Linked DNA regions of Homo sapiens: region 2 is linked to region 1. The links are chromatin loops, found by intact Hi-C in ENCODE. Cell type or tissue: IMR-90. All regions are shown on one strand. Each heading gives the region's core, and the rest is flanking DNA. Links, peaks and the distances in the headings are about the cores only.

The links. Hi-C counts contacts between places; a loop is a spot of excess contacts. Peaks named below come from ENCODE experiments on the same cell type or tissue, not always from the same donor. Only the 100,000 strongest peaks of a DNase experiment are listed, where the experiment ranks them.
Region 2: it touches region 1 in a loop (3-fold over the local background); 4 of 110 quality-filtered maps call a loop at or near these places.

What each region holds. Positions count from the first base shown.
Region 1 is chr9:110,915,166-110,923,514 of GRCh38, reverse strand. The region is part of intron 5 of LPAR1 (lysophosphatidic acid receptor 1); the gene reads left to right. Among named protein-coding and RNA genes, the nearest start is that of LPAR1, 120 kb to the left of the region's middle. RefSeq lists enhancers at 7,956-8,125, 8,303-8,349. In IMR-90, for the core only: no CTCF peak of the experiment used is centred there; DNase peaks (open chromatin) are centred at 3,614, 4,604, 5,014 and 6,954; H3K4me3 peaks cover 299 bases; H3K27ac peaks cover 4,206 bases.
Region 2 is chr9:110,647,163-110,655,511 of GRCh38, reverse strand. No RefSeq gene overlaps it. Among named protein-coding and RNA genes, the nearest start is that of MUSK, 17 kb to the left of the region's middle. In IMR-90, for the core only: no CTCF peak of the experiment used is centred there; DNase peaks (open chromatin) are centred at 4,311, 5,041 and 7,981; H3K27ac peaks cover 4,403 bases.

The sequences.
Region 1 (8,349 bases), core at 93-8,092:
GAACACTTACATTAGCCTACAGTTGGCCAAAATAATCTAACACAAAGCCTATTGTACAATAAAGTGTTGAATATCTCATCGATTTATTGAATACTGAAATGAAAGTGAAAAACAGAATGGTTGTATGGGTACCCAAAGTACAGTTTCTAAGGAATGGGTGTATCACTTTTACACTGTCATAAAGTCAAAAAATCCTAAATCAAACCATTGTAAGTCAGGGACCGTCTGTATAAGATGCCAAGTTTATAAGTACTTGGTAGGTACTATTATAAAATACATGATACATAACTTGTTTTCATCAGATTATCATATTGCCATGCTGAAATCTAAAGTCCCTGAATTAATCCTCATTGTGGCAGATCTTTATTATGTCTTGAGCAGGACCAGACCACAAGGGTCAGGACCCATGATGCTTCTAGGACTCAGTGGGGCAAGTCTCCTTTGTATTGAGTGGTGTTGCCATGTCAAAGCATGGACACAGAGAGGAGAATATCACACACTGGGGCCTGTTGGGGGTTGGGGGGCTGAGGGAGGGATAGCGTTAGGAGAAATACCCAATGTGGATGATGGGTTGATGGGTGCAGCAAACCACCATGGCACGTGTATACCTATGTAACAAACCTGCACGTTCTGCATATGTACCCCAGAACTTAAAGTATAATAATAATAATAATAATAATAATAATAATATAATAATAAGACCTTGAAAACAGATATGCAACTCACTGCTGAGATCCTTTACTTTTCTATCTTCCCTAGACAACTTTAATCCCTAAGTAATATTCCCATGACGTCTCAGTTCAGTGCTCATACTGTCTCAGTTTTTTTACAGTGCCCCAAAGCTAAAAGAAATACCTAACAGTTTCATTTATTAAATCAACTTAATAAGTATATTCAACTTAATTAGTTAATTCAACTTAATACGTATATAGGTCCTGATAAATTAGTAGCCATTTTGTAAAACAAAACCATATAAATTGAAAGAATTATCATTTTTATCTAATCCTTCATATTTACTAAGGTATGTATGCACCTGTTGGGCACTGCACAACTTTTCAAAACTTGAATTCAGATTGGAAACCACCATCTTCATTTTCTGTTCCACACTGAGTTTTATGTTTACACTTCATTTTTATTATAGCAGATATCATATTGCAAGGACATGATGTCATTGAAAGGAATGTAATGCCATTTAATGTTGAAGCGCTGAACTACTTTATGCTCGTAGTTCAGAGGGTGTCTGAGAGATGTCGAGTGTTAGCTGCCCTCAAATTAAAAATATCTAGTAGCATTCCTCTGAATTCACTGTGGCACCCCAAGGTTCCTGGGGGCACAGTTTGGGAACCAGAGTCTTACAGTATTTCTGGTTTCTGGCTTTACTTCAGTTTTGTTTTCTTTCATCTCATTGACTCTTCTTCCCCAGTTCCTACTTTTATTTCTTGGTTCCAGCTCTCTGGTTACTTTCTCCGCTGCTCAGGTCCGCTCTCTGCATACTCACCATCAAGCAGCAGCAGTCTCTGTAACTTCTGGACCTTTGCAGACCTAGATGCAGCCCCGTAGGCTCTGATGTGGTTTGGTAGCTGGCTGTAGGTCAATTGATGTGTTCTAAATTCTACAGGACTTCTTCAGTTCACAACTCCAGGGAGCATTACGTCCATCATAACCTGCCCTAATGGCATGCCTTTCATGTGGCTGGCCATTAGCTTCTGTCTGTGGCGGTCTCCCTGCAATGTGGGTGGGCTTGTCCTCCACATCAGGTCTCCTAGCTCACTAGGAACACTCTGCTTTATAACAACAAGACCACCTGTATGCTGAGACCACATCTCATCGCTCCTTTTCTTGGAGTATCAACCCGGAAAATGTATTTGAAACAGTTGAGTGGTTAATTGTGGACTCCGGATTAACCTGCTTAATTTTTTTTATCATAGGTTTACTACTTACTCTTTAACTTCCTGAAACTTCAGATTCCTCATCTGTAAAATAGAGATAATTGACTTCCTTCATGTGAGAATCAAATGAAAAGTTATGTGATGCCCTTTAGTCAATGTCTGACATTTATTAAATGTTAACTGTTACTATATTTTTCTGACAGTAATTTCGTAATTTACTTTTAACTATTTTAATGTCTTTAGGAACAGAGTAATAAACTACTGGCTCTTAAAGTTTAGTTTGTCAGTTCATGAGAGGAAACATAAATATTGAAAGGAAAAATACATTCATATAATTTCCTTTAATTAAACTGAGATAAGATCTTGCTCTGTCACCTATACTGGAGTACAGTGGCTAGATCACAGCTCACTGCAGCCTCAACCTCCTGGTCTCAAGCCATCGTCCTACCTCACCCTGTTTTTTGTTTTGTTTTGTTTTTTGTTTTGTTTTTTGAAACAGGGTTTTGCTCTGTCACACAGGCTGGAGTACAGTAGCGATCCTTGCTTACTGCAGCTTCAAACTCCTGGGCTCAAGGGATTCTCCCACTTTAGCCTCGTGTGCAGCTAGGACTATAGTCAAGCGCCGTAACGTCTGGCTAATTAAAAAAAAAAAAATTTGTTGTTGTTGTTGAGATGGGGTCTCATTATGTTTCCCAGGCTGGTCTGGGACTCCTGGCCTCAAGTATTCCTCCCACATCAGTCTCCCAAAGTGCTGAGAATACAGGCATGGGCCACTGTGCCTGGCCACATTTGGTTTATATATACTACAATATCTTTGTAGACATATTATCTGTGATGATTTTTATGAAATTGTAGGTATGATAGTGCAGATAGTGTTTTACCCATTTTAGAGATGGTAAAACAGATTCAGAGAGATGACGTGAATTACTGAAGGAAATTAAGTATTTGCTAGACCCCATACCCTAACCTAGGACTTGTAGTTTCAATGCTGGTGCTCATTACTTGCTATTTTGTTGCCTTTAGTATTTCAAAAGGTAAAAACAAAAGAGGAAGGGAAGAAAAAAAGGAAAAGAAGATTGTTATTCTCTGATGTCTTTTTAAACAATGAAAATTTGCTATTTCTGCTGTGTCTAGTATATATAAGTATTATAATGATTTTAATTAGTGCATAAAAATCACAACAGTTGAAAAAAATTGCCAATGCTCTCTCATTAGAAATAATTTCAAAAGATAAATTGCTTATCGACCTTACTTGAACTATGCATCCAAAGCATTGTATTCATCACTCAGAAAAGTATAATGTAAGCATTGGTAAGTTTGATTTCCAGTTGACAGAAAAATGCTTCAGAAAAAGAGACAAACTTTCCCTTCCCCCCATTCTCTACTTTTCCAAATATTCAGATGCCTAAACCTTCCACCCATGCTAGAGCTGTTGCTGCCTAACCACCTTCTGGGCACAATGGCATGGAAATACATAATCAGGGTATAATTTTGTGCAGGGCAGAGAGAACATGCTATTATGGAATCAAGTCTCAGCTGAATAGCCTGGCCTTTGGCTGTGTTTTGATCTCAGTGCTAAAATGGAAATGAAACGTTGCCTCCTCCTTTGTGGCCTATACAAAGTTTGCTGATTCTGTGCTCATTTGGTGATTTTCATGCCCAAGTAGGTGAAGGGAGAACAACTACGTACATAGATGTGCAGCTTTGGGGTTGAAGGCATTGATGTGTGTGTGCTGAGTCACTATGACAATCTAAAGAGGACTCTCTGGTGGCTGATTAGAAAATTGTGGAAGTTACAGGCTGTCTGGGTTAAACATTTCCTGGTTTATTGGAGGCAGATTTCCTTGGGCCAGCAAGCATTGAAACTCCCACAGTGGTGTCATGTGATGGTTCTCCAGCGAAGCATTTTGGATATGGTGACAGCTGCTTTAGTTTAAGTATCTGGAACATCTAATGTGGGAGAACTTGGCTAAGTGATGTGAGAAGTTAAGAGAGGAGTCTGAAGTTTCCGTTACATTTTTTTCTGTTTAGTGGATTAAAAGGCAATTCCCATGCAAATTGTCTCTGTCTTTAGGTGTTGTATTCATTTTCTATGCTACATCGCAAATTGTCACAGACTTAGTGGTTTAAAACACACCCATGAATTATCTCTCAGTCTCTGTAGGTTAAAAGTCCAGGCATGCTTAGCTGGGTTCTGTGCTTGGGGTCTCACAAGCTGAAGTCTGCGTACCAGTTGGGTTGCATTCTCATGTGGAGGCTCGACTAGGGAAGGATCTGCTTCAAGTTCCTTAGGTTGCTGGTAGAATTCATTTCCTTGTGACTGTAGAATTCATGGCAACTTGCATCTTCAAGGCCAGCAATGGGCGGAGGCAGGGGGTGGGCAGAGGGAGAGAGGGAGGGAGAGATAGAGGGAGAGAGAGAGAAATCTGTACTTCTTCCAGTCTCTGGCCTCTGTGAGAGCTCACTTAAGTCAGTCCAACTGACCCAGGGTAATCTCCCTTTTGAGCAATTTATTGTCAATTTAATTACATATGCAAAACCCCTTCACTTTTGCTATTTGACAGAACCTAATCAAGGGAGTGGCATCCTATAACTGTATTCTATGGCTAGAAGCAAGTTACAGGTTCTGCTCACACACCAGGGGAAGGGGGACTACACAAGAGTGTGACTCATTTTGGAACATCTTAGGGTGTGTCCACCATAGATGTACCATTTTGAGTACAGATGGAAAAAAAAAAACCAGCTTTTCAAAAATGCTGTTTTAAAGGAATTGATGTTGTTAGGTTGAAGGCTAAAGGATGGAATGTTATGTATTTAAATGTATACTTAGTTTTTAAAAAGTTTTTGCCAGGAATATTAGTCATCTGTTAAAGAATGTATCATCTAGTACTTTCTTTTTGAAGTTTTCTTTAATTTTGGCTACAGAGACATTACTCTTCTCTGAGTCTCATATCTCTTTACCTGTTCCTTCACTTCCCCTTCCTTCATCCCTTCTGTTTGTTTTTGAAATGCTGCATCTCTAACCTGACAGTTCCTTCTGTCCACTCACCTCAAGGATGGCTAGAAATCTTATATCCAGACCGCTTACTTCCTGAACACAGTGGCATGGAAACACATAATCATGATGTAATCATGAGCCTGTACATAAGCCAGCTACTCTGTTGGGTTCAGGTTGTAACCTGAGTGTCTGCAGAATGGCCTGTGGGTGAGAGACCTTAGATTGTTTCAATCTCACTGTTAAAATATAAATGAAAATTTATTTTCTTTTTGGTATAGGAAACATGCTGGTTTCATTCATGTTGGGTGGTTCTTATGTCCAATAGCAGTCTTACATAAACAGTCTTACAGAAGTGTACAGAGTATGTGCCTGTTTATTTATACTTAATCTTTTATTTAAAAAAGGATTTGGCTGGTGCAGTGGCTCACACCTATAATTCTAGCACTTTGGGAGGCCAAAGTGGATGGATTGCTTGAGCTTAGGAGTTCGAGACCAGCCTGATGACATGGAAAAACCCCATCTCTACAAAAAAACAAACAAACAAACAAAAAACAAAAGTTAGTTGGGCATGGTGGTGCATGCCTCTTGTCCCAGCTACTTGGAAGGCTGAGTTGGAAGGATAGCATGAGGCCTGTAGGTGGAGGCTACAGTGAGCTGTGATCGTGCCACTGTACTACAGCCTGGGTGGCAGAGCGAGACCCAGTCTCAAAACAAAGTATTTAAGACAGCTTAAAAAGATGCATTCAGTTCAGAGGACAAAGTTGAGTTTAAAATAAGCAAGAAAAAGGAGGGAAAGGGAAAAAGAAATCTAAGAAAATGACATGGAGTCAGGTAAAGACATACTTTCTAGCAGTTAATGAAGATGTAAAACACAATAACGTTCATGATTTGGTGGCCATAAAGTAAAATCAGGAGAAATAACCCTTCTAAGTACTGAGTCCAAAGAGACATTTCTCATTTGGGTATTGCTCTGTGATGGATGCATCAGCTATGATGTGATGTTCTGGAGAGCTCTACATTCTTTATGGCACATTCAGTACCATGTCCCATAAAGTCATGCCATATCATTTCTCAGTGAAGGTTGGTGGTCTGTAACCAAAGTGCAGTTCAATGAAAGCAATTCTGTGGGGCTTAAAGATATAGCCCAGTCATGTGGCTTTCTAATATATTGGTTGGCTCCCTCAAGAATCAGGTTTAGCATAGTGTTTCTTAGTCTTATTAAAAACGTATTGCCCTGCCCCTGAAAAGCTTAAGAACTTTATTATTATTATTATTTTTGAGATGGAATTTCGCTCTTGTCATCTAGGCTAGAGTGCAATGGCACAATCTTGGCTCACTGCAGCCTCCACCTCCCAGGTTCAAGTGATGCTCCTTCCCCAGCCTCCCAAGTAGCTGGGATTACAGGCATGTACCACCATGCCTGGCTAATTTTTTTTTTTTTTTTGTATTTTTAGTAGAGACGAGGTTGCACTTTGTTAGCCAGGCTGGTCTTGAACTCCTGACCTCAGGTGATCCACCCGCCTTGGCTTCCCAAAGTGCTGGGATTACAGCCGTGAGCCGCTGTACCCGGCCAAGAACATTTTAAAGTTTTTTTCATACCTTAGCTTATATTTGAAAAGAAGTTATTTTATCTTCCAACTACAAAGTTATTACAATATTGACAATATACACACTCAGCACTAGTTAATCTGCCCTCAACAACCTTAAAAAAAAAAAAAAGACTTTATTTTGGCCTATCCAAAAGAATGAATTATATAGTTTTCCATGCATATTGTTACAGTTATTTTTTCCAAGTTTAAAAAATATTATCTTTGTTGCTGACATCTGGATATACCTTTTTTATAATTTCTAGTTAAAGTGAGTGGAGTTTTTTTAGGGGGTGGTTTGGGAGTAATTAGCATTCTCTAGAGAAAACTGGAGGACTTTAAAAAGACATCTGCCTCATTAGGAGGCTGTTCCACCTCAGCTACAAGACAGAAGAGGAAAAAAAGTATGGCCAACCCAAGGGTTTCTGCATAATAATAATGGTCTTCCTACGGAGGGTCTGAGTGATCCAGGCCACCTGGGTCTGAGTCACAAAGCCTGCATGCAATACTTATTATTCACTAATTTATTTCTGGTTATAAAAGTAAATCGTATCCTATGTCAATGTTTTATAGTATACAGAATCATTTAAGTAAGGTTACAAAAGTGATTCTGAACTTGACCACCACCATTTTGACATACTTCCATCCAGTGTATTTTTTTCTTGTGCCAATATAGCATAGTGGCTAAGAACAAAGGCCTCTGGAGGCATCCAGATTTAGAGTAAGATCCCAGCTCCGTCATTCCTAGCTGTATTGCCCAGAGAAGTTTCTTGACCTCTTTGAACCTCAGTTTCCTCATTTGTAAAATACAGGCAGTCCCATCTCGTAAGGTTATTGCCAGGGACTACATGAGAAGTATATTCAATGAGGTTATTAGCACAGTGCCAATTATATGACAGACCTCAGTAGATACTGGCTATTGCATGCTACATGTGTGTATACATGCATTTAAATGTATATAGTAGTATTATATAATTGATATCATACTCAAGTTTCCCTTATCCTTTAAATTTAACATCTAACATTTTAACCATAAGGTTATATCACTGTATACTTACCTGTTTGTTTGATTTTAGTCATTCATGTTATTACCATGATTTTCATATTGATAATTTGATAACTTATATTGACAGAAGTGAGAAGTAAGACACTCAGAAGTAAGCAAGAGAGGAAAAGAAGGCACACTCGTTCAATTTTTCTTCTTTCTCAGGGTAGTCAGTGTTTCGTTTTTGATGATAACGTATGGAAAAATAGCTAAAATCTACATCTAAGGAATTTAAACCATTCATATCCATTTACATCTTCATAATTCCAGAAATTTATTCTAAGAAAAATGAGTATGTACAAATATATGATTGTGGTTATATGTGTACATACACATGTGGACATATGTATGTGTGTATATATACATGTACACATTTTGAATAATATGTTCACAGATTAAATTCTAGAGATGGAATTACAGATACTTTTTTGTTGTATATTCTCTTTTTTGAGAGACAGAGTCTCACTCTGTCTCCCAGGCTGGAGTGCAATGGCGTGATCTCTGCTCACTACAACCTCCACCTCCCAGGTTCAAGTGATTCTTCTTCTGCTTCTGCATCAGCCTTCCAAGTAGCTGGGATTACAGGCACATGCCACCACCCCTGGCTAAGTTTTGTATTTTTAGTAGAGATGGGGTTTCACTATGTTGGTCAGGCTGGTCTCCAACTCTTTACCTCCAGTGATCTGCCTGCCTCAGCTTCCCAAAGTGCTGGGATTACAGGCATGAGCCACCATGCCCGACCTGTTGTATATTCATTTTCAAATATTCTACAATATGTACTTCTTATTCTCATCATCATAAAATAGCAATAAATATTACTGTTTTTAAAAT
Region 2 (8,349 bases), core at 253-8,252, 270 kb after region 1:
TAAATGGGATTTTATGTACATTGCACATTTTTATACATTTTACTATAATTGGTTATTATACATTTTCTTCCAATATATAGGTATACTCTAATCTGTGTAATCACCTACTTTAGTTACTTCCAATTTCTAATCATTAGGAAGAAAATGTCAACATCTCATCCATTCTTTTCATATGCAATCCTCAAACTATGGCATTCAGGTGAAAATAGAAATGGAGTTACTGAATCAAAGTCTGTGAATATTTATGAGTTTCTTGATCTGTGTTTCCAAATTTCCTTTCAGATATTTTCAACAATGTACATTATATCATGACATTGTTATTTTTGAACTATGATAAATTGACAGGAAAAAAATTATCTTGTGTTATTTTGTGTTAGTGTCAGATTTAACCTTTTGTAGTATGCATATTCACCATTAATACTTCTTTTTCAAATTGTGTGATTTTGTTCTTAGTCATTTTTCACCTAGAATAGCTTTTTCTTATTTAATTTATAAAATCACTATATATTAAGAACTTTTAGTATTACATACACTGCCTACCTTTTCCTCATTTGTTCCATTTGCTTTTTATGATTGAAAGAAGGAAGATTTTAACTTTTATGAAGCCTAATTTACCAGAGATTTTCTGTATGCCCTCTCGCTAGCCTCTGCTTATATGTTCATAAAAGGTCTCTGGATCTCAAGAAAAGATAATCACCTATATCTTCTTCTAGACCATCTAAAAGTTTGTTATATCTACATTAATTGTTTCAATTGATTTTTTAGCATATGATGAAAGTTTGAAACATGACATCATTTTTTAAAAGTATCAATTGTTCCAATACCATGTATTGAGTAATATTTTATAATGTTCATCCCCATTGATGGGATATTCAAATCCCACCTTTTTAGTACATTCTATTTTTCAAGAAAATAAGGTGGGGCAAGGAAAGGCAAACAGGAATTACCTTGAGTGACAACTAAGATGATTGCACAGGGCACTGTGTTAAAACATATTCTGGAACAACTTTAGGATCAAAATGGAGTGCTGTGATTAATTACTGATGTCTCTCATGAGCACATAAGTGGGAGTGGAATAATAAATATGCTTTATACATATACATTGTGTTTCATTAATGTCTATTCTTGACCTGCTATCATATATTGTAGGTATGTGTACCTAATAATATAGTCATTATAAAATATAAAGAAAAGTTTATAAAATTACTATGAGAAAATGGCAAATCTATAACCATTGTGGAAGATTTTTAACACATCTCTCTATAATTGATAATTCAAGTATACAAATTATAGTTTTTATAAGTCCTTTTTGTTTGATAAGGAGAAAGTGAATAACAGATGAGTAATTGTACAAGATATTTGAGTTTGATTCAATTCTGAGGACAGTGCACTAGTTTAATCTGTGGGATATTCATGTGGACACAGGATATAACCTTGTCTTAGGGACTGAAAACAGCAGAGCCCCTATGTGAGAAAATAAAAGGATGGAGATTCCAACAAGTGAGAAGGTGAACAAATTAAGGCTCAAATATAGAAAGCCACTTCCTAAAGTCCCGATTTAGGATTAAGTATTATAATGTCCTCAAAGGAAAGAAAAGAAGATGTTTTGAAATGAATATTTTAATTCCAGGTAAAAGATGCTCAATTGTGAATGAAAATAAGCTCTTTGAGTAGCAGCTACAGCTAATGACCAGAGGGTGCACTACAGGTATATACAGGATAAGAAAATTTGAAAAGGGTGGTTGCCCTTACTTTGGTCATTTTAGCAATGCATTTTCATATATTATTGTTGTCAGTATTTTGTCATTGAAAATAACAGACGTAATACATAAAAAATAATTGATAAAAGTTGTGATGATCAAAATACCAATTTATCAAAAAACAGAATCTTGTTTGTACCATGCTTTAGTGCAAATCCAAAATGTCATAAACCAGCCCTATTAGCCACTCAATAAATGTTGAATGAATGAGCCAGAGAGTAAGACTCTTAACAACTATACAGCCAACTTAACAACCAAGATTTGCCTTACAACATAATAATATATAATTGTTAAATAAGGTGTTTTGCCCCATAGTAAAGCCCTTACAACAATATAAAACAAATACAATAATGACCACCTCTTTTTTATAAAATAAAAAAGTTATTATATAGTTATATGTTATAGAACATATATATAGTTATTATGTTCTTATTTTTTCCTTTCTAAATTTTATGATTTCCACCTGTAATATTGTTGTTCATAGTTCACTGTTACAGAGATGTCCCTCCCAACAACTTGGAAATAAGAACACAGTTGCCATCAGAGTTAAGTTCTGAAATCTATGCATAATAGATCAGTACACATCAGTACATTCAAAACATTGTGAAAATAAGATAAAATATATTTCATGTGAAAACTAACACAAGAACAGAAAAGCAAACACCGCATGTTCTCACTCATAAGTGGGAGTTGAACAATGAGAACACATGGACACAGGGAGGGGAACATCACACACGAGGCCTGTCAAGGGTTGAGGGGCTAGGGGATGGATAGTATTAGGAGAAATACCTAATGTAGTTGACGGGTTGATGAGTGCAGCAAACCACCATGACATGTGTATACCTATGTAACAAACCTGCACATTCTGTACATGTATCCCAGAACTTAAAGTATAATAAAAAAATTATTTCATGCTGAAAGGGCTTTGGTATAATCTGTTTTAATAGTCACTTATTTAATTTAAGAATTTTATAATAAAAAAGGTGGTTCTATTAAACCTTGGAAACATAAATAAATATCTCCAGAGGTTAGTATTGATAGTACTATTCCAGTAACGTCCCAAGAAAGCTGAGTTTTAGAAATTAGGCTTTCGACTTTTCTTAGAATTATTCTTTGTAAGATGATATTAACAGCTAACTCTGCTTGAGTGCTTACTCTGTGCCAATCACTGACTGTTCCAAGTATTTTGTATCTATTATTTAATCCTCATTGGAATTTAATCCTCATTAGATGGTATAATACCTATGAGGTAGGTATTATACTATCATTTTCTCATTTTACAGATAAGGAAACTAATTTTGTAATTTGCAGCCTCACGTGGTTATTAAGAAGCAGAGAGATGATTTCAATTAAGGAAGCCTGAATCCAGCACCTGTGCTCTCAGCCGCTACCTTGTACATTCATGTATTCATTCAACAAATGTGTACTGAATGCTCCTAGCTATGCCAGGCACTGTGCTAGATGCTGAGAATAGTAGAGCTCAAAACAAATACGCGTGCTCTCCTGGAGCTTACAATCTAGAGGCAGACAAAACTTAAAACAACAAATAAATGTAGAGCTACAGATTGAGACAAGTGTTACAAAAGAAAATTACAGAGTGCTCTGGAGTATACATCAGGGCCCCTTCTTAGATAAGAAGACTAGGAATGGTTTCTCTAAGAAAGTGATAATTAAGCTAAGATTAAATGGATTACTAAAAGTAAGCAGAGAATGGGGGTGGGAGAATGTGCCAGGCTTTGGTAAGAGCATGGCAAAGTGTTTCTAATCCCTTTGACAAGATCTCATAGGGAGATAAATATATCTCTCTTAGGCCAGTGCCATTAAAATAAATTTCTCTGTGTACCCTTATTCTGACTTCATATTTAATAAAATCTTATCAGTTGGCTTCATGTATAGTTTGACAATAAGAGGAGAATGCACTTATTATGTAGACTTTTAGTATACTGATTATTATGAGTCCTCTCCCCTTATAAATTAATAAATGTGCATTTATACCTATCTCCAGTACCTTCTCTTCTTGTTACCAAGCTTATAAGCAACTTCAGATCCTGAGCCTTCAAAGCAGAAGACCAGATCCTTAAATGGAATGACCTGGATTCCAGATTGAGCTCCCACCCAGCTCCAAGCTGCCTTTCCTTTAAATGCTTGTATTGGATCTCTCTTATTGGTGAAGTTTTATAAATATGCAATATTTGGTAAAGTGGGAAAAAAGACGAATTATTTTATATTAAAAAAAGAATAATAGATTTAGTGAGCACACAATCCATGATTATTCTGGTTAGTTTTACTGAAAAGAAAGTCTATCTGGGACAGAGTCTGAATGAAATAATGTTTTGAATATTTAGGGAATAAAACAGACACCATTCTTGTCTTAGCAGTCATGTGCTGAGTGAGTAATGCTGGTATTGTTTTACGAGATTGTTTTAGTATAAAACCGTAGTAAACTGTGCTGGAAAGTATTTCCCCACTACAAGCATGGAAACGAGACTTACTCATAATATTTATTTCTTCTCCAGAGTGCCTTTGCAGACCTGAAACATCTGAACTAACAAAAGGCCTCCAATTTATAATATAACACAGCTGCTCCGAGGATTGCGTGCGGGCATATGTGTGTGCATGATGGGAGGGGATTTCCTTGTATGTATTCATTTATGTGCCCTCTGGAGAAGGGGCAAGTTCAGTCCAACTGGAATTCTAAGTGCCTCTTACTGGGCATTTGTTATATGTAAAAAGCTGGCTCATGTCTAAAGTATCTTCCAGGCAGCGTGCAGCTGAGAGCCATATAAGAGAAGACTGTATATTGTTTAGGAACAGTGATGCTAATGGGTAGCATTTTCACAGCGAACAATTAGTTTTTCTACCACTGAAGAACAGTGTATTTATTATAAAGAAATGGGAATTATACAGAAACTGTCATCAGAAGATATGTTTCTATCATTATTTTCTATTATTAGTTATTCACAATCAGTAAGTTCACTTCCAACACATGTACTATACTTTTAACAGAGCAGAAACAATAAGGCTATCAGTATCACAGTTTAGTTCTTTCTTTATTCTTCACTTTTGTTCTTCCAAACTGTCAAAGCATGATTAATCTTGAATGTTACCAATTTAGAAAAAAATCTAGATATTCTAATAAATTGTTTTCTTCTTTTCTTTCCCATCTCTTTTCCAAACCTATTTATTCATTTAACTAACTGAACTTGACGCCAGGAATGCGGTGACAGGTGGATTAGTCTCTACCAGAGAACTCACAGTCTGGCTAGGGAGATGGGTGACTATATCAACAACTATGAGAGAGTGCAATAAGTGTTAGGCATGTTTAGAGCTCTTGGGAGAACAGAGTATGGGCACTTACAGGAGTTAGGCAATCATGGGGGCAGTCTGAGATGACCACCCCGCCCCACAAAGAGAGGACAGTGCTTGAACTAAGCAGTTGTTAACTGGGTAGATGTGAAGGCAGGGAGAGCAGCAGAGCTCACAGAAAACAGCCTACAAGATGTCAGGATCTGAGAGATACATGCCATGTCTTTTCTGGCCTAGTCTGTTTTTCCCTTGTACCTTTCCCTGAATGCCAAGTGCAAGTCATGAGACAAGGATTCAAAGAGGTGAAATAAAATCAGAGAACAAATTGGTATCGGTTTGCGTTCTGGAGGAAAGTGGCCAGTTGACAACAGACAGATATTTTACATGTTCTCCCCCAGTAACTAGTGAAATCACCCAGAAAATGGTGAAATGACTACATTCACATCAGAAACTAGGGAACCATCCAAATGCTAGAATTTCTGTTACTTACAGGGCAGAGGAGACATGTATGAAGAAGGCTGAGCAGGACTGGCTTGCAAATCACTTACCTTAGAAAGCAGAACCTTTCAAAAATTAACAAGAGATTTTGAACGTCATAGATACCATTATTTATCTAGTCTAGGACTTGGATAAGTAATGGACCACCCAATCAGAGGAAAATCTCGTTCTTTGAGGGCCTTTGGCAGAGGCTGCCTGCTCACCAGATTTCAGTGCTGTAGCTGCCTAGGGAGAGTGTAACGGGATTCAGGAGTAGCTATCCCATGAGGTCTGGGCCATAGATGGCTTTATCAAGTCACTGGCTGCTGGCAAGGGTGACATTGGAAAACTTTTGTCAAGGTCTAGGTCACTAACTGTTCAGAATGCTAAAACTGGGGGTTGATGAAGGCAGGTGAGGAACGATCTCCTGCAGGAGGCACATTTTCATTCGGTTCTCATAGTTTTTCATATACTGCACCAGGAATGGGGTACAGCCATAAATGATTTCGCACCGTTAGGTAAGTGTTGAGAGACACAGATGAAAAACTCTCCTGAAATGAGATGTACCTGCCAGGACTACCTACGGCCCCAGATCACTATGCACTCAATCTGGGCTACTGGATGAAGGAGTTAGAGATTAGGCTTCATTATGAAGACTCAAGTGAAGTATGGGAAAATATAAGGGGAATCCAGGCATCCTACTTATAGGGAGATGTATTAGGCCTTTAACAAAAGAATGAATGAACAGAAGAGACTCTTTCATCAAAAGTGGAAAAAATAGACCTTAAGAAAAATAAAAGTAAATTATTATAAAAAAAAGAAACAAAATTTTATTACGTGAGTAATAAGTATTCAAAATGTTAAAATTTCAGTTATAGTATATATATGTTTGTGTGCGTATGCTTGTGTGTGTGTACTTTTTGCTACTTAACATCCAGAACTTCTCCCCTCCCACACTTGGGGACTTGAGAAGAAGTCAAAATCCAGCCTTACATTAAAGAAGCTGACGGTTCCAGATCTCTTCCCCTTGCAGGCAAAGCCAGGTGGGCACGTGACCAGGATCAGCCAATGGGATGCTCCTGACCATGGCATTGACTCTTGAGTAAGTCAAGCCAAAGCAAAAAGGCACTGGAGAATACATTCACTGTCATGGTGCACAGCAGCAGCCGAGTCTGGAGCAGCAGTATTGGTGACAAGATGTCACCAGAGCCCATCTGCTCCTAGGCATGACTTTGACTAAACTGTTGTGCCTCCCACCTAGCTTTCCTTGGCTTTTACCCATTTTTTCAAGTTTTATTCTCTAGCCTTCCTGTTGATACTATAAACTTCACAACAGTCTTCTAGTAATTCCTTTTCAGCCTAAGTTAGGCAGAGCTGATATTAATTGGCAACACCTAATACAACACATACAGAAATGTTTTGTTTTTGTTTTTTGAGTCAGTGCCTCCCTCTCTTGCCCAGGCTGGTGCAGTGGCACAATCATAGCTCACTCTAGCCTCGAACTCCTGGGCTCAAGTGATCCTTCTGCCTCAGCCTCCAGAGTAGCTGGGACTACAGGAGCACACCACTATGCCCAGCTAATTTTTTTTTTAAATGTATAGATGTGGGTTTTGCTGTGTTGTCCAGGCTGGTCTTGAACTCCTGGGCTCTAGTGATCCTCCCACCTTGGCCTCCCAAAGTGCTGGGATTACAGGCATGAGCCACAGTGCCTGGCCTGGAATTTTTTTTTTTCCCCAAAAGTTTTGCTTAATGAAAAAGTGCATTTCTACTGTCTCCTGGGCATTTAGAGTTTTCACAGACATAAGCATGTAAAATTTTCTTGTCATAACTGATGAAGATTCAGTGCTGGGATCCCGCCAAAGTGATGTCCTAGTAGTTGGCACTCAGCTTCCCTGTGTTGTTGCCTGTTCTGATTGGCGTCTTGCTCCCCGTAAACAGAGGTCATTGATCACAACTACTCTTCGAACATACTCATTAGTATCAACCACCTTCTGCATTTGTACCTGATGCTCTCTACATTTCTCTTACCTGGTTGAAAACCCTAGTTCCAACCTTTTCCATCACCATGACTTACATGCTAGGCCCTGTGCTATCTCACAGCTGAATCGGGTTAAAAATGTGACCTAATTAATCGTGTGGTACACACAGGCCTAAATCCTATTTTGAATACAAGCCAATTGTATTTCTTTCAAATGGGTGTCATAAAAGCTTTAGCAAGAACTTCTCATAGCTCAAAGAGAGACATGCCTGATTTATGATTTCTTGATAGCACTTAACATTTTATTTGGATTTAGAGATAACTCTAGATACATCAATCAAACAAGCTGTTTTCAAATCCTTCTGCTCAGCTGTTCCCGGTGCCAGATTGTCTAACAAATAGAAGCATAAACAGATGTAATTTGTGACTTGTGGAGACCATTCTCTGTCATGCAATAGGCCAGCTGGTGGCACGAGCCATAGTACAGTCCACAGCCTGACTCACAGGCATCAGGCTTCTCACTCCTCATACACGTGAGCAATGTTTAAAGATCACAGTTACATAAAAGTTTATTCTGGAAAATTCATTTAAATATTTGCTTACAAACTTGATTGTTGAAAGATGGTATTTTATCATAACATGTATCCTCATAATCAGACCTTGCAAAGTAGAACTTTTGTTACCTGATTTAAAAAAATGTAGCTATGGTAATTTGTAAAATAAAACTTTGGCAAAAGAACCAACAGCATGTATGATTGATAGCCCAGAAAAATGACATATACTAATATGTATGCACACACTTACATGCATATATACACATATATCTGT